Regions from separate parts of the Mus musculus genome. Here region 1 is linked to region 2. A link is a loop called in an ENCODE intact Hi-C map of the cell type or tissue named here. Cell type or tissue: left cerebral cortex. All regions are shown on one strand.

Region 1 (8,000 bases), 110 kb after region 2:
GAGGAACGTCTCCAGAATCTCTGATTACATCAGAGATAGTCCTAAGTGTAGATGCCAGTGAGAATTCTGAAAACTGGGACTTGGGTGGGACTCAGAATGTCATACTCTGAGCACTGCGCCACATATTTGCACTGGATGATGTACTCCTGAGCATAGGACACTCTTGACTTCTGCTGCTTTTGTAGAGTACACCTCTTCCTTGGGCTGGTTTTAATCTATACCTTGTCCTTGCAATAAACTATATTCATAGTGGTCAATGACTTCTATTTGTCTTTCTAGAGAATTCCTGGATTTGAGGGTAGTTTTGAGAAACCCCAAACATTCAGCGCTGGTCTTAGAAATGAGGGTGGTCTTATATGATCTCTTTCTTCTAAACTTTGTTGAAATTCTGTCTTTAAAGTTGGGATCAGAAGTCTTGTATTAACTCACACAGTAAAAGAAGAGAACTGACTCCCAGAAGCGCGCACACACACACTATACATATATATGTAATATTATTACTAATATTAGTGTATATGTACAGTAATATATATTAGTAATACATATTACTACTAAAATTTTTTAATGTTTTAGTATAACACTTAAAAAATCTATATAATCTGAAGCTGGAGAGATGGCTTGGTGGTTAAGAGCACTCACTGTTCTTCCAGAGGACTCAGGTTCAGTTCCCAGCACCCACATGATGGCTCACAACCATCTGTTAACTATGCATGTGGTGCACTGACACAGACATATGTCAACTAAACACAGAGAGAGAGAGAATAAATAAAACTTAAAAAGAAAAAAAATCTATATGACTCAGTCCGATAGTAGTAACTCTGGCCACAAAAAAAGGTAAATAAAATGAACAAGAGGGAATAGTGTAAGTGAAACATTTACAAGGTTAAATAGACAAATCAAATGTGATATCAGGAATATGCTCACGACAAAAAGTATCAGGTGTCAGGCTGGAGCTGGAGCTGAGGGTGTAAGGCTAACCTAGCTTGAAATCCCCACAACACAGCAAACAGCCACTCCCAGATTACCAGGGTTTTAGACACCAGGTGGAAGCTGTTCCATTATCAGTCAAAGCAAGGATGGAGGCAGAGCTGGGAGCCATTAGCACAACCACAACAGCCAATCACGTGAGTGAATGGTATTGAGGACAGAGCAGTCTTGAGATGGTCAAGGACAGAACATCGGCATAAGAAGACGGGAAAGGCTATTTGAAAACTCTCAGCAAAGTGCCAGCCTCAAAGGCCAAGAGAAGAGAAAACCTTGGGAACTACGACTGACACTAAGCTGTATTTATGTCACCCTTTTTGTGTGTGTAAGTCGTCTCCACTTTTTTTAGTGACTTTATTACTCTTTATAAGGAAGTGTTTCATTTTTGAGATGAGTGATGATTTTCATGTGCATGTACGTAAAAACGAAACAAAGCTGAACGATTTTCTGACCTTTCCCAAAGTCATTCATGATTCAACAGAACTGAATTATTAGTGTCTATAACTGGTGATTTTGTCTTCCAAACCATTCTAAAAGTGCCATCTTCAATGCTACATCGAGCCATCTGTAACTACTTAACTTCGCCAGCCTGCTGTGATAGCTCCCTTCCCCTTGGGAAGCCCATCCCAGCCGAAAGGAATAACCGAGAAAACAACTGCTTTGAAAATGTGACAACTCAGCTTTAAAATGAGACTTCAGTGTATTTGATCCTCACAGATTAAAACAAATTGATTCTTAGTGTTGCATGGGGCTGGGGGACGCACAGTACTGACTGACTTATTAATCTATGCAAGTTGCTTATACCCTCGAATTCAAGTTGAATATAACATCAGTTATAATGTCTTAAGTGAGAATTAGGAAGTCAGGAGATGTGGCTTAATGGTAGAATGGATACCTACCAGGAGAAAAGGAGCCAGGCATGGGATCCTAGTACTTGGAAGATGAAAGCAGGAGAACCTTTCCATAGGTGGGATGGGAGCTGTTGATATTTTAAAATTATTGCTCTTTCAAAATTACATGTTGCTTTTGCCTAGGAATGGGATACTGATATACAAGTTTTATATTTTGAAGCAGTAAGGTAAAATTTTTATCCTAAATATTACTCTAAAATACTTTTTAGCCAGAGATGGTAGCTTACCCCATTAAGCCCAACACTTAGGAGACAGAGGCAGGAGAATCTCTATAGGTTCCAAGCCAGCCTGGTCTACATAGTGAGCTACAGGGCAGGCAAGGCTATACTGAAACCTTGTCACAAACACCCAAATCTCAGCCTAGTGGTGGTGGCTTGTGCCTTTAATTCCAGCACTCAGGAAGCAGAGGTGAGTGGATTCCTGTGAGTTCGAGGCCAGCCTGGTCTACAGAGTGAGTTCCAGGACAGCCAGGTCTACACAGAGAAACCTTGTTGAGAGAAAACAAAACAAAACAAAAATCCAAATAAACAACAAAACCAAACCTCCTCTCAAAAAGATTTCTTTACTTTTATTTTTTTGTGTGTGAACTGTATATATGTACACCACATCCGTGCTTGGGCCCATTGAGGATAGGAAAGGGCACAGGATCCATTGAAGTGGAGTTAAAGGTAGTCATGAGCCACTAGACATGAGTGCTGGAACCAAATCTCCATCTGTATACAATAGCAGCAAGCGTCCTTCTCCAGCTTCTAAGACATTTTCAAGTTGTCTAAACCTTCACTCTTTTCTTAGCTACATAACTTGGTTTTGTTGCTGCTGCTGTTTGAGGGGTTTTGTTTTGGGACAGGGCTGCTATGTAGCCTGGCTATTCTGGAAATCTCTCTGTAGATCAGACTGGTCTCAGAACTCAAACAGATCAGCCTGCTTCTACCTCCCTAGTACTGGGATAAACGGTGTGGGCCAGCACTGGCCTGCGATCTTGCTAACTGTTTTAAGTCACTTCTGAGTTTACCAAGATTAGGAATAACAGATGTCTTCTGTTCTTAGTCTCAAATGTGAGAGAACCAAATAATGGAGGAAAATGTGTTACTATACTACACTCCTAAGCAAAATTTCAGCTGGGCATGGTGGCAAAGGACTGGGAATATAGCCCAGTGAACTTGGTGAACATGCATGAGGCCCTAAGTTCAATTCCCAAAACAGGTGAAGAGAAAACACTGAGAGAAGTTGATATAATGTATCTTTTTAAGTCTTCTTTATCTATTTGTGGTCAGCTTTACTTCTAGGGACAGGAGAGAAGACTTGGTGGTTAAGAGTCTCAAAAAACCAAAAAAAAAAGAGCACTTACTGCTCTTCTGAGGACTGGAGTGGGGTTCCCAGGACCCATGTGTCAGCAATTAGCATCAGCCTGTCACTGCAGCTCTAGAAGATTCTACACCCCTGGCTTCTGCAGGTGCCTGCACTCACACACACATACCTACAAAGAGGCACATAATTTTCCCAGACATTTGAGGTCATCATTCCCTCTGTGACAGGTGTTTTGAGAGTCGGAGATTAAGCCAGGAAATGTTGGAATCATTTCTACAAGACTCGTTTTTTGCTTTTTGGTTTTTTTTCCAAATCTGGATAGAGGCCTCACATGTAAAATGAAGAGCTTGAACAAAACAATGGCCGAACACTACAGTTGGCTGATCCTGATTCTCCTAAGTCTTTTTTTTTTTTTTTTTTTTTTTTTTTGGTTTTTGGTTTTTCGAGACAGGGTTTCTCTGTGTAGCCCTGGGTGTCCTGGAACTCACTCTGTAGACCAGGCTGGCCTTGAACTCAGAAATCCGCCTGCCTCTGCCTCCCGGGTGCTGGGATTAAAGGCGTGCGCCACCACGCCCGGCTTTTATCTGGTGTTTTTTTTTGGAATAAAATAAAAACTAAAAATGTCATTACACATTTTGAAACATTTTTTTCATTTTGAAACTTTTACACCCACTAAAAACCTTAAAGATACATCACATAAACGAGCCAGCCATTTTATCTCGACTAGCATCAGAATAAAATACAGTACAAAGTCTGATATTATGTGAAGTCAGAGTATAAGTGTCCAATTTAAGGGGAAATAATATTTTCTAGCTGTAATTTTGCTAGTTTTAACTCAAACACAAACTTCTGTGCTTCATTGGCAATCACCTTCTCATCGTAATCATTTTTCTAATTGATATGTACATTTTGATTAATCTTGTTTCCTTATCACATTAAAAATAAAAAAACACCCACATCTTACCATTTCATTCTGTGCATCTCAGTTTTAAAAGCCTTGAAATGTTCAGACTGTACTACATTAATGGCAGTATGGGAGCGTCCCTAATCCTTAAATTGTTCTGGGAGCATATGTGTAAGGGTAAAAACTGTCCAGATAGTACTAGTCTGAGATAAATCCCTTCACTTTGGTAAATACTTCCACTATATTTAAGTGTCTGAATCATGTAATTTTTTTAAAATGGCATTCTGTAGGTCCTTTTCTGTGATAGTTAAAAAAAAAAAAAAAGAAATACTCAACCATTAATGCTGTTTATCCCCAGGTGGTGGTATTACACGCCATTTTATTTTTGCATTTCCCCAAAACACACAATTCCCCTGGTAATTGAACAGTATTTTAAAATTAATTACTGGATGGTTTATAAAGTGTGGCATCCGCACAGTCCAATTCTACAGATCTGCTCAGTGGCTTTTCCCTTTGACAGGCTGCTGCTTTTAACAGGAGAATGGTTTGATCAGTTGTCTATGAGGTCTGATGAAGACAAAATAGCTTTCTTTTCTAGCCCCCTCCAGGCTTTGGAGAAATCCAGGAAGTGGGTTTGAACTTAGCCGCAGTGAATCTTGCGATAGTAAACTTTTGGGGTGGTCAGAGTAACACCTTTCATTACAACTATTAGCTGAATGGCAAAAGACTCTCGGGTTTCCCAGTGTTTGCAGAGGCATTATTTCAGAACAATTCCATTTGGAAAGAAACGCGATTGTAAACCGTTTCTATTTCAAGCCCATAAAAAGCAGAACTCGGATGAAAGGCAAAGCCTTGACCTTTCTATTTTAGACTTGCATCTGGGTAGCTAAGCCATCTGCTTTTCTCCCACCTCCCACCCCATCTACTTAATGGACTGAAAATACTGCACTTAATTGCAATTTTATCCAACCAGGCTGACTTTTCTGACTTACGACCTCGTCTTTTCACCTAACGGCTTGCTCGGTAGGGTTTTACTTACCCTTCCTTCCCAATTCCTCCCTACCGCTCTCAATTATATGCTGTCAAATGTCTGCAAAGTATGATACTAGGCTCTCACGTAAGAAAGCCATCTATAGAGCCTTTTCATTTCAACAGTGAGCGCCTGACGGAAAATCTAGGGGTCTGGGCTCCTCTGGGCACCGACGGTATTAGCTTTGTTGCGGTTATGTAGAAAGGCACCTCTTACTGCCTGTAAAGGAGTCGCGCGTCCCCACCGCCCAACAAGGAACGCAGCCCGGGAAAGGACAGACAGACGAAGGTGGGAGGAAACCCCGGGAAGAAAGGCGCAGGGAAGAATGGGGAGCCCAAGACGGGAGGGAAGACCTTGGCAGGAAGGTTCTGGAGGAAGGTGTGCGAAGTGGCCGAGAAGCTGGCCGAGAGGGCCAGCGAAGAGGGGCCGGGGGCAGGCGGGGGGGACCCCGCCCGGGTGCCCCGCGGGGACATGGGTAGCGGGGACGGGAACCCAGGCCGGCACCCCGGGGATGGCGGCCCACCCGCGGCCGAGCCCCGCTACTTAACTATTTGTAGAGCTGCTGCAGGCACAGGTCCAGGCTCTCGCCCTCCACCTCCTCTCGGGTGATGCGCTCCGACAGCGGCCGTGGGAGCGGGGGCAGCGGTGGCAGCTGGGGCTGCGGCGGTGGCGGCACGGCCGAGTGCCCCGGGGCAGCCGCTTCCTCCTCTTCCTCCTCCTCGCCCTCCGTCGCCGTCTCCTCCTCCACCGCCTCGTCTTCGGGCTCGGGGTCTTGGTCCTGCTCCCCCTCCTCGGTCGCCTCTACCGTCGCAGCGTCCTCCCCCGGTTCCTCCCCCGAAGCCTCGGCCGCCTCAGCCGCGACTAGCTCGGCTTCGGGCTCGGGCTCGGGCTCGGATTCGGGTTCGGGCTCTGGCTCGCCGCCACCGCACGGTCCGCGGAACTCGCCCAGGAACAGCTCCAGGAAGCGCCGGTAAGTTTTCTCCTCAGGGATGCAGCCCGCCATCGTTGCTCATGCCCCGAGGTCCACCGGGAAGGGGGTGGGAGGTGAGCCCAGGAGGAGGAGGGGGCTGCTTCGGAGCCTCGCCTCCCGCTACGGAGGGGGAACGGCCGCACGGGCACCGGCGATCAGCACTGGGTTGCCTGGAGAGGGCTCCCGCAGGCGTGCGCGCCACCGAGCTCGGACGTGCGCGGCCCGGGGGCGGGGGCGGAGCGCGCCACCCCGCTCCGGTCTGGAGGGAAAGTTGGTGGCGGGCGCGCGCACAGGGTCCAGCGGCGGCCCACCCGCAATCCCTACCGAGAGCTCAGCCCACGCTGCCTAGAGACTGTCGCCATGGCAACCGGTTCTAATTAAGAATTCCAAGGTCCCTCCCGTCGAGTCTGTGGAGTGGTAAGGACGCTGGACTCCTGCACTCCAACTTCGAATGGTCTTTGTGGGGTGAAGACCCTAGTTTCATGATAAGCACTGAGACATCTCTGTTGGTTCCACCAGGAGTGTACTGACTTCAGTTTCCTTATCTGCTTGCCTTGCCGTAGTATATCTCTTGATCCGATGGCACGCAGTAAACACCTTTTACTAATGATATGTGTTGAAAAAGTAAAGGTCCAGGCACGAGCACCCAAAAAGGGTAGTTTCCTTTGTCTAGGTTCTTTCGTTTGATTCTATGTATCCTCCTTTCTCAAAAAGATGAACGTGAGAAATTAAACAGTAATTCGCTTGCTTAAAAGTCAAGACTTTCTAGCTGTGGCATTGGTGTTAGAGCCCCTTTCAAAGTCTCCAAAGCCTTTAGAATCTTTCCCCTTAACTCTGCTCTATGAAAATCTAGCTGTGCCTCGTATCTACACAATGTCTTATTTATATAGGGCTTTGCAGTTTACACGTGTTCGTCTCTAATCCTCACAGCCTTTTAAGGCAAAGGTTATTACCGTTAGGATTCTGTTTTACAGATGAGGAAACAAGCCTTCAAAACAGTGACTTTGCTCAAGGTCAAAAGCAAGCGATGCAACAAGAATTCAATCCGAGATTGAAGTGGTAGATTTCACTTGTAAGTTTTCCATCACCCAAAAACCCCTGCTTAGTTTCTGTATAATGCATGTCATTATATTATATTATCCTACCATATAATCCGTATTTTGTCTATATTTTGTTTGTTCTTCCCCACCACCTCCTGTGTCTCTTCTTACTCCCTCCCCCAAGCTAGAACTGAAATGACTTTAAATTATTCTAATTTTCTTACCAAACTATAAACAAACCTATTATTTTCAGGCTTCATGGTGATGATGTTGGTGGTGGGTGCTTTGAAGATGCTGTGCTGTACAGCTGTATGGATGATAGCATCATTGCTGCATACTACCACGTCCACGGCAGCATGTAATTCAGCACAAACATAGTGATTTTTCCCCTCTGCTTTGAAAAAACATGTACTCACAAATTATCCACTCCATCTCTCCATTTATTGTTTCTGGGTTTCAGCTGGATTTAGGATCAGAAATACCATTTCCAGTCAGTTATTAATGACAGAAGAGGGTGCGTTCTCACCAACTGTTTTCCTATAATGCTGTATTTTTAAATCCCTGACCCGATACTGTTATTTTAAGATTAAGTGGGTTGAACTTACTAATGGTATCATGTAAAATAGAGTTCTATGCTCTCTCCTAGGTCAAGATTAAATAATACATGATAGAAAGTGTATAGTAAATAATGCACTTAGAATTTTTTCTATTTTTTTTCCTAAGATGAATGGAAAGACCAAACTAGTCTGTAGAAAGAAACTGCTCCATGGGATGCCAAGAAAGCCCTCAAAGTCATTTGTTTTCGACCTACTTGCTTACTGCCATTTCAGAAAAACTAGAGAAGAGCTGGGGT
Region 2 (8,000 bases):
AAATCAAATTTGTCTCAGCCTTAAATGTATCCTTTTATGTTGTTTTTTGTTGCTTCAGCAACATGGTATACTGAGAACTTAATAAGCCACTTGCCTTTACTACAGAAAAATTCTCCTTTTAAAAATGTGTTATTTCGATATAATGATTTTCTTTGGTTGCTAATAAAATAGCTTTAGAAGCTTCAAGGAAAACTGGTAACTTCTCTTCCTTTACTGCATAGGAACTGGCTGTCCACAAAAGATTTTTATTCTCCCAATTTTGAACCATGTGAACCTATTAAAAATAACATAATGTTCCCAATTTGGAATGACTTGAACTTACTCAAAACAATCAAACAAGTTCTGTTTTTTAGTACAGCCAGCCTCCCTCCGTCCTACGGGCTACAGGTGGGACACCGGTCCTTCCTGGCAGGGCTATGTCACACCAGCTCTCAACAAGAGAGAGCCCTTTACCTCTAGGTTGAAGAGCATGTTAAAGTCAGGAATGCAGACGTGTTTGTCCTCCATTTTCCTTCGCATGTTCTTGATGGCATGAATTGACGTCTCATAATAAATCTGAGGCCTCCTGCGCAGAGGGAAGTCCTTCACCCAACTGCAGCAGATCTCATGTAGTTTGCTGAAGACAGAACGGGCCAATTTCACTGTCTCAATTTCTGTGAAGGAAGCAGAGACCCCAATAAAGAGCCATGTAACGCTGCTCCCCACTCCCCTACCTGGTTGGACAGAAGTAGTTCACTCCAGTCACATCCTCCTTAACTCAAGGAAAAGACACTACCTAGCAGAGAGCCATCAGCTGCCACCAAGATCACCCTCTGTGGCAGAAGAAAGCCTCTGATCAGGCCAGGCTTGTTCACAGCCCTTTGCCCTCTAGCCCAGAGCAGCCTTCACTGTGGACGACTGCTAGGATTATCACATGGCGAGCCAAGCCTTCTAGGCTCAGAAGAGAGACTGAACCGTGAGCAGTGGATGTATATCCAGCCACTCAGAACAGGAAAGGCTTACGAAGACTCCTGGCTCTCCTTCCTGATCTCTTTTATGTCTTCTGTCTGCTATAACGAACTGACAACTTGCAACGAATTCCAGCTCTATCATTTGGAACTGAGTTATATATTTTCCTTGATATATTATCAATTAAACTTTTAGGCAGTAGTTTAGTCAATAGAGTAATTGATAGGTTAAATGTTTATTTGGGGAAGGCAACCTGAATTCTATGTGTACTATTGATTTTTAAATTTTATTATTATTATTATTATTGTTTGGTTTTTAAAAGCAAAGTTTCTCTGTGTAGCTTTGGCTATCCTGGAACTCACTCTGTAGACCATGCTGACCTTGAAATCAGAGATCCACCTCTCCCTGCCTCCAGAGTGCTGGGATTAAAGGCATGTGTGATACCATGACTAGCCTTATTTTTTTGTTTGTTTGCTCATTTGTTTGTTTATTTTCAAGTCAGCCTCTGCCTTAAGTTTTCGACAACCCTTCCCCAGTGCTGGGACTGTAGACACACACCAGCATCACCTGGTTTACGTCCCCTTCACTCTACAGTTGACCCAGTTAACATCTGGCTTCTGAAGCCGACTTGTATCCCTTGGCACATGATCAGTGCATTGAAGAGACCGTATCTAACATCTCTAACCACCTAGTCTTCCGCTCAGTTTGCAGTTACTCAAGTAACCAAAGATTAGGGTTTCAGTACTTTAGATGTTCCTCCTATAATATCTCAGTTTTTAAAAAAAAAGCCTCCTAAAAGTTGCTTTACTAAATCAGACACAGCTTGACAGCCCGAGGAAGTATGTGGCAGACGGGCAATGGTTACAGATGCTTCCTGTAGCCTAGAACAGAAACCCAGAGGAAGAGAGACTGTGTGTTCCTCGGCAGCATGGAACCTGGACTCCCATTTCTTTACTTCCAGTCTCGGGTTAGCCTTGAATCTGTGACTCCATTTCTGTTCTTATGCATAATTCTTACATTAATTTTCCTTCTGTTTTATAGTACTGAGGCTAGAACTCCAGCCCTGTACATCCAGACAAACACCGTGCACATGCTCTATCTCTTTGAGACAGAATTCCTCTATAGAGCCTAGGCTGGCCTCAGATTCAAGCAGGATCCTGCTATAGCCTCCCAAGTGCTGGAGTTAGAGTTCCCCAAGTTATAAATTATCACATCCAACACAAACTGCACCACCCCTTTTCTGAGACAGGGTCTCACTCTGTTCCCAGGCTGGCCTGGTCTGGAATTCCTTCTCCCTCAGCCGACTCAGTACAGGGATTAGAGGTGTGAGCCCCTACATCAACTCAGAACTCTTAACATCTTTATATCCAGAAAGTGTCAAAAGATTTTATTTCTGGTCTCTTTATTACTAATATACAGCAGTCTTCTTTATGTCTTGAACATATTTATGTATTTGCTCATTTGTTTGTTCTGAGACAGTCTCATAGCACAGGCTGCTCCCATCTCACCAGTGCTGTGGTCTGTGGGCATGCACTACCACACCCAGCCGCCCCTTCTCAGTTTTATATAACTGAAAAGCAAGGGTGTATTTGAAAAAGAATGAAGTTCAAAGAACAAATACTCCCTGAGGAGTTATATACATGAACAAGTCCATAAACAGCCAAATATTTTTATTGCTTTAAGCAACTCCAGATGTTTATTCCTCTTAAGTACTAGAGCTCATAGAGACTGCAACAGGAGGTATCCCTACCCCCGTGCAGACTTGACATGACTGTGTCCTCAGTTGACACAAATCACAAAAGAGGCCTACAAAGCATGCAGAAACTCCAAGGAGAACGGGTGGAATACACGACACATTCCCAGATACCCAGCCAATGATATAAACAATTCCATCTTTCTGTGGTTCGTATATCGCGGTCATTATATACACCACCCTGTCCAGTAAGGGAACTAATAAAATTTAAATGTTAAGGACTAGTGAAAGGGCTCAGTGGTTAGGAGCACAGGTTGCTCTTGTAGAGGATTCAAGTTCAGTTCCCAGCAACCACATGGCAGCCTCTGCCTCCTGAGTGCTGCGATTAAAGGCGTTTAACCAGTTCCTGCTAAAGAGAGGTTTTATGTGTCCTTTCAGTGGGACCTCACTGCCTGTGCTGTAAGCCCTTAGCGGTGTATGTGTCCCTCTGTACTGTGTGGGCCAACAGTGTCCCCGTAGAGACCCTAGCTGTGCAGCTCACACCTACTGATTTGTGTGAAATGGCTAAGAGATTGGCAGATGGTTGAGATCTCAACAGCCTGCAGATGATTCTGAGTGATATCCTAGGAAAAATTTCCAACATTGTGATCAATGACATCTATTTTTTTTAAATCAACTTTATTTTACTTTTATTGTCTTGTGGGGTTCAGCTAATTCTCCAGAGCCAGCATTTGGGGCAGCACACAGCCCTGAGACAGTCTCCAGCAGGGGTGCTATAGAACAGTAGTATATAAATAATAGCCACTTGAGATGGAAAAATAAAACAAAATAAGGGGCGTGAGAAAGTGAGAACCATCCAGGCAGCAGCCCACCCACTCACAGCTGTAAACTGCTCGTCAGTCGCTAATGTCACTGTGTCGAGCTGCAGCTGAGTCAGCTGTCACCCCTCTGCAGTTGAGCAGAACTTTTCATTACAAGGGCTTTGCTTTCAGCATCAGCATCAGGGGAAAGACCGTGCCTTGTTAGAAAGGCTCCATTCAGCTTGGCTCTGGGACAATGTGGTTCTAGGTGAATCCGTTATTCTCAGTAAGAACAAGTAGTAACTCCCTCCTTGACAGTTTTCTGTCACAGTCCAGAGAGAGACGGGAAGAGCAGGAATGCCACACAGTCTCTGGGATGGCTTTCTATTTATAACACATGCTCTGTTCCTTATGTACCATGTTGATAGGCAAGTGCTTAGAATAGAACAGAAGGGCTAAGCATGGTAGCGCATGCTGTGATCTCAGCGCTCGGGAGACTACAGCAAGGCAGTGAGTTGAAGGCCAGCCTGAGGCTACAGAGTTAAGACCCTGTCTCAAAGCCAATAAATATCAATGAAATATCACCCTCAAAATTTTGGAGTAGTAAGCTAGGGATGTTACTCTGTTGGTAGAACACATACTTAGCATGTAAGAAACTCCAGGTTCCGCTCCCTGCACCAAACATAGAAGTGTATGGTGGGTTACTCAGGCCCTGATTTTATACAAATAGTTTGCTTAATCATTTTCAAGTATGGTTAAACCCAATATGTAAGCTGGAAGCCAGTGTGGCAGCACATTCCTGTAACTCAGCCTCTTGGGTTGCTGCGTGGGAGGAGCGTGTTTCAGGCCAGCCTGGGCAGTCAGCAAGACCTGTCTCAAAACATTCTGAGCAGTGTGTGAGGAGCATCATGTCCAGGGCCTTGGGCTCAGTTCCATTGACACCAGGGCTGAGTGTGGGAATGACTGCTGAGCCTTAATCCTTATCAACAAAGACACACAATGATCCGTGTAATAAATAAATTACGTTACATATCTGTCAGTGCTGTGTTTTAGTGGATATAAAACTTAACAAGATGGATGAGTCTTGTTCTAAGTTTTAAAAACTGTTGTATGCTTTTATGTGTATTCTTCAGGATGACATCTTAGAAGAGATGGGGTGTATTTGGGGTGGTGCCGCCATGGATAAACAAAATGTTTTACACAGGTTCTTCTTAAACTCGACTTTCCTCATCATTTTCCTTTGTTGTGCTCAAACTGGGTATTTTTAGTTAAGAAAAGGTCTATGCCTGACCCTGTCTAGAATGCCTAGGCTCCAGTGACCTTCCTGCCATGGCCTCCTAAGTAGCTGAGACTGCAGGTACACACTTCTGAGCTCAACTCCATTGTATACACTTGCTCCTTACCAGATAGCAATGTCAATTTCCTGTTTCTAGTACTTCCCATGTACCATTATATTTAATTTTATAAAAATAGTTTATTTTCAAATATGTGTGCGTGTGCTTAGATTTTTTTCTTTCCTCTTTTTATTAATTTTTAAGAAAAAAATTCCTTACTACTGTCTAGACACTAGAAAGTATATGTAGTTGGGTTTAATATGCTATAGATATTTTCTGTAGCTATCTGTCCATGAGAAAATTTTAGTATGTTTAAACAAATAATGGAGAAAGGTGCTCACCCACAGTCCCTTCTGTGCCGTCCGTTTCCTTTGGGATACAGTGAGCAGAAAGGTCACTCTGGAGGACTTCATCTGATGTGGCTCTGGCTAAAGCAGCAGCCAGAAAGGAAGGGCAGTTACTGGAAGAGAAGCACAAGCTATCCTCAGTAAGAACTCGGAAGCGATACTCTAATGTGCCACAATACATGTCATGCTGTGTTATCCCAGATTCTCCCTTACCATCCAGTGTGTTATTTGACGGACCCCCTGCTAGGTGCTGGATAGATATTAGTGAATACCTCAGGGCTAGTCCCTGACCAGATTTACCATCCCACTGGGTAGGCAGGTGGTTAAGCAAGTAAACTAACAGAATGCAACCTGAAAGTCAGATAAACTTTGTAAAGGAAACAATACGGTGACCCCTACAGTGATACCTACCTCGGTTGGGTGGACAGTCATGCCATACCCTTAAACGTGAAAAAGATAGCATTATAGGGACGTGGGAAGGCAGGATGAAATACTTCAGACTAGCATTTGCACAGGCCTTTATGAGAACTGTTTTTGAGTCACAAATTTTTGAGCAAGGAAGTGCCACGGTGAGCTAGAAGCTAAAATATTCCCTTGGTTTGCTGTGCACAGGAAGTTAGAATGTAGCAAGAATGAAAGATGGGCAGTAAAGGACACTGAAAATCCACAGAAGGGGGTAGTGGGAGGGGTGGGACAGGAGTAAGAGCGTGAGAAAGGTAGGCACAAAGGGGAGGGGCGTGAGGAAGAATGTGAGCACTGGGGTTGGGGAGGGAGGTATACTTTGGAGAAAGATGCTGCAGAACTTGGTGACAGTTGGGTTGAGGCGAGTGAACCAGACAGGATTGAGAAGTCCTGGGTTGTCTGAACAGCTATGGGCCGACAGGAGCAGGACAAGAGATTTGAGGACATGGGCTAATGCAGAAAACAAGAGTTCATTTTAGCATGTTAAGGTAGAAATGATGATGAGATATTTTATAAGAGTATAAAATTATTTTGGGGGGTATAAAATTATTAACTGACATTTCAGAGAGACGCTCAGATTTGAAAACTGAGATAGAATTCAGACAGAGAATCTGAGAATCACAAGGTGCTCTTTGAAACTATAGGAATAGCAGTGAACATGGGGAGAACGAGGAGACAAATGCTCTATACTGTAGCATATACATTGCTTTAGATACTATGGAATGTGAGGCAGAGAGTTTGCCTCGGTTTTCAGGTTAGATGCAACTGTAAACAAGGAGCTTTGCTCATGGGATCGCACTGGCACATACAGTGACTCTCTAGCCTGAGCCTGATGCCATCACGGGGTGAGGCTTTGGGAGGCACAAAGCGGGAGAGAAGGAGAAAGAATGTGGCATGTATGGATGCTATGACCTGTGACCAGAAGGCTGTGGCAGGCTTTCTCTGTAGCAGGCTACAGTAGGATTTCGGGTCCCATGTTTTGTTTTTCTTTAACTTAGAGCCTCAGGCCTGCTAGCCAAGTGCTTTCCCATGGAGTTCCAGCCCCAGGTCCCGTGCTATTTTAGAACCTTGTCATTTCACATAAAGTCTGTTGCTTTTTTCTTTACATGTGGTTAGACCTGAGAACTTGCTTTTTAAGGGCAAAGTAGGCTCCCTGGCTACCCTCGCTGTTTGCTTTCTTCCCCTCTCTAGACTGCTTGTTCTTGGAACCCAGCAGCCATACTGTGAGGAAGTCCAAACCAGCCAACCTGGAGAGACGGCATGCACAGGGTCCCACGGATATGAGCTGAGGCCCCTGGCCCCAGCTAACAGCCACCATCAGCTGTCTGACGTGTAAGTGCACAGGGCTTCAGACAACACCAGTCTTCAGCCTGAGGCTCCCAATCCCATGGAACAGAAATGGGAACGTGCTGCTCCAGTCTGAAATCCTGACCAAAAGAAACTATAGTATAATAAATGACTTTATTATGCCACTATGTTTTGTCATAATTTGTTCAACAGCAACACTGTTACTGAAATCCAGTATTTTAAAGCTTGCTAGAAGACAGGAACCTACAGAGATTAGAAAGAGCCAGGCATGGTAACACACACCTTTAATCCCAGCACTCCAGAGGCAGAGAGGCAGGCAGTCTGTGAGTTGGACCAGTCTGGCCTACAAAGTGAGTTCCAGACCATCCAGTATTACACGGTGAGACCCTGTCTGAAACGCACCCCCCCCCAAAACACACACACACACACACACACACAGAGAGAGAGAGACTGAAGAGCTAGAGAAACTCTAAGAGGAGTCAGGGGAGTTAAATGTTTGAAGGAGGAGGCCTGGGTGATTGTAGCATCCCTGCTGAGCAAAGGAGCTGAAGAAAAGGGTAGGGAATCTATTAGCAAGTAAATTGATTGGGGGAGGGAGATGAGTGTTGGTGTTAGGAGGGTGGGCAGTTGGATAATTCAGTGAGAGGGAAAATATCTCAAAAATGATAGGGGAGGGGGTAATCTCCATATATAAAAACACCAATCCAAACGTCATTGCCCAGGGCTGCTGTGGAGTAGAATGCTTGGCTAGTGTGCACAGGCCCTGAGTTGAGTCCCTGCTTCTTCCTCTCTCCCATTAAAAAAGGAAAGACATCGTTCCTCCTTAGAATGGGGAACAAAATACCCATGGAGGGAGTTACAGAGACAAAGTTTGGAGCTGAGACAGAAGGAAGGACCAACCAGAGACTGTCCCACCTGGGGATCCATCCCATAAATGGCCACCAAACCCAAACACTATTGCATATGCCAGCAAGATTTTGCTGAAAGGACCCTGATATAGCTGTCTCTTGTGAGGCTCTGCCAGTGCCTGGCAAATACAGAAGTGGATGCTCACAGTCAGCTATTGGATGGAACACAGGGCCCCCAATGGAGGAACTAGAGAAAGTAC

The links. Peaks named below come from ENCODE experiments on the same cell type or tissue, not always from the same donor. Only the 100,000 strongest peaks of a DNase experiment are listed, where the experiment ranks them.
Region 1: a loop joins it to region 2, with 2.3 times the contacts of the local background. A loop is called at or near these places in 6 of 42 quality-filtered maps.

Annotation. Positions count from the first base shown.
Region 1 is chr11:87,352,764-87,360,763 of GRCm38, forward strand. Ppm1e (protein phosphatase 1E (PP2C domain containing)) reads right to left here and starts at 6,231. Exons shown (of 7, transcript NM_177167.4): 1 at 5,686-6,231. The coding sequence starts at 6,140. It overlaps Gm33937 (a long non-coding RNA gene), which reads left to right and starts at 4,766. Exons shown (of 5, transcript XR_003949755.1): 1 at 4,766-5,130; 2 at 5,263-6,107; 3 at 7,082-7,179; 4 at 7,401-7,505; 5 at 7,871-8,000. In left cerebral cortex, no CTCF peak of the experiment used is centred here; DNase peaks (open chromatin) are centred at 4,660, 5,374, 5,781, 6,388 and 1 more place; H3K4me3 peaks cover 2,829 bases; H3K27ac peaks cover 2,490 bases.
Region 2 is chr11:87,243,816-87,251,815 of GRCm38, forward strand. Ppm1e (protein phosphatase 1E (PP2C domain containing)) reads right to left here. Exons shown (of 7, transcript NM_177167.4): 2 at 5,117-5,235; 3 at 454-653. It also overlaps a transcript of Trim37 not described here. Among named protein-coding and RNA genes, the nearest start is that of Gm22883, 71 kb to the right of the region's middle. In left cerebral cortex, a CTCF peak has its summit at 3,391; DNase peaks (open chromatin) are centred at 1,868, 3,163, 3,543, 3,797 and 2 more places; H3K27ac peaks cover 2,750 bases.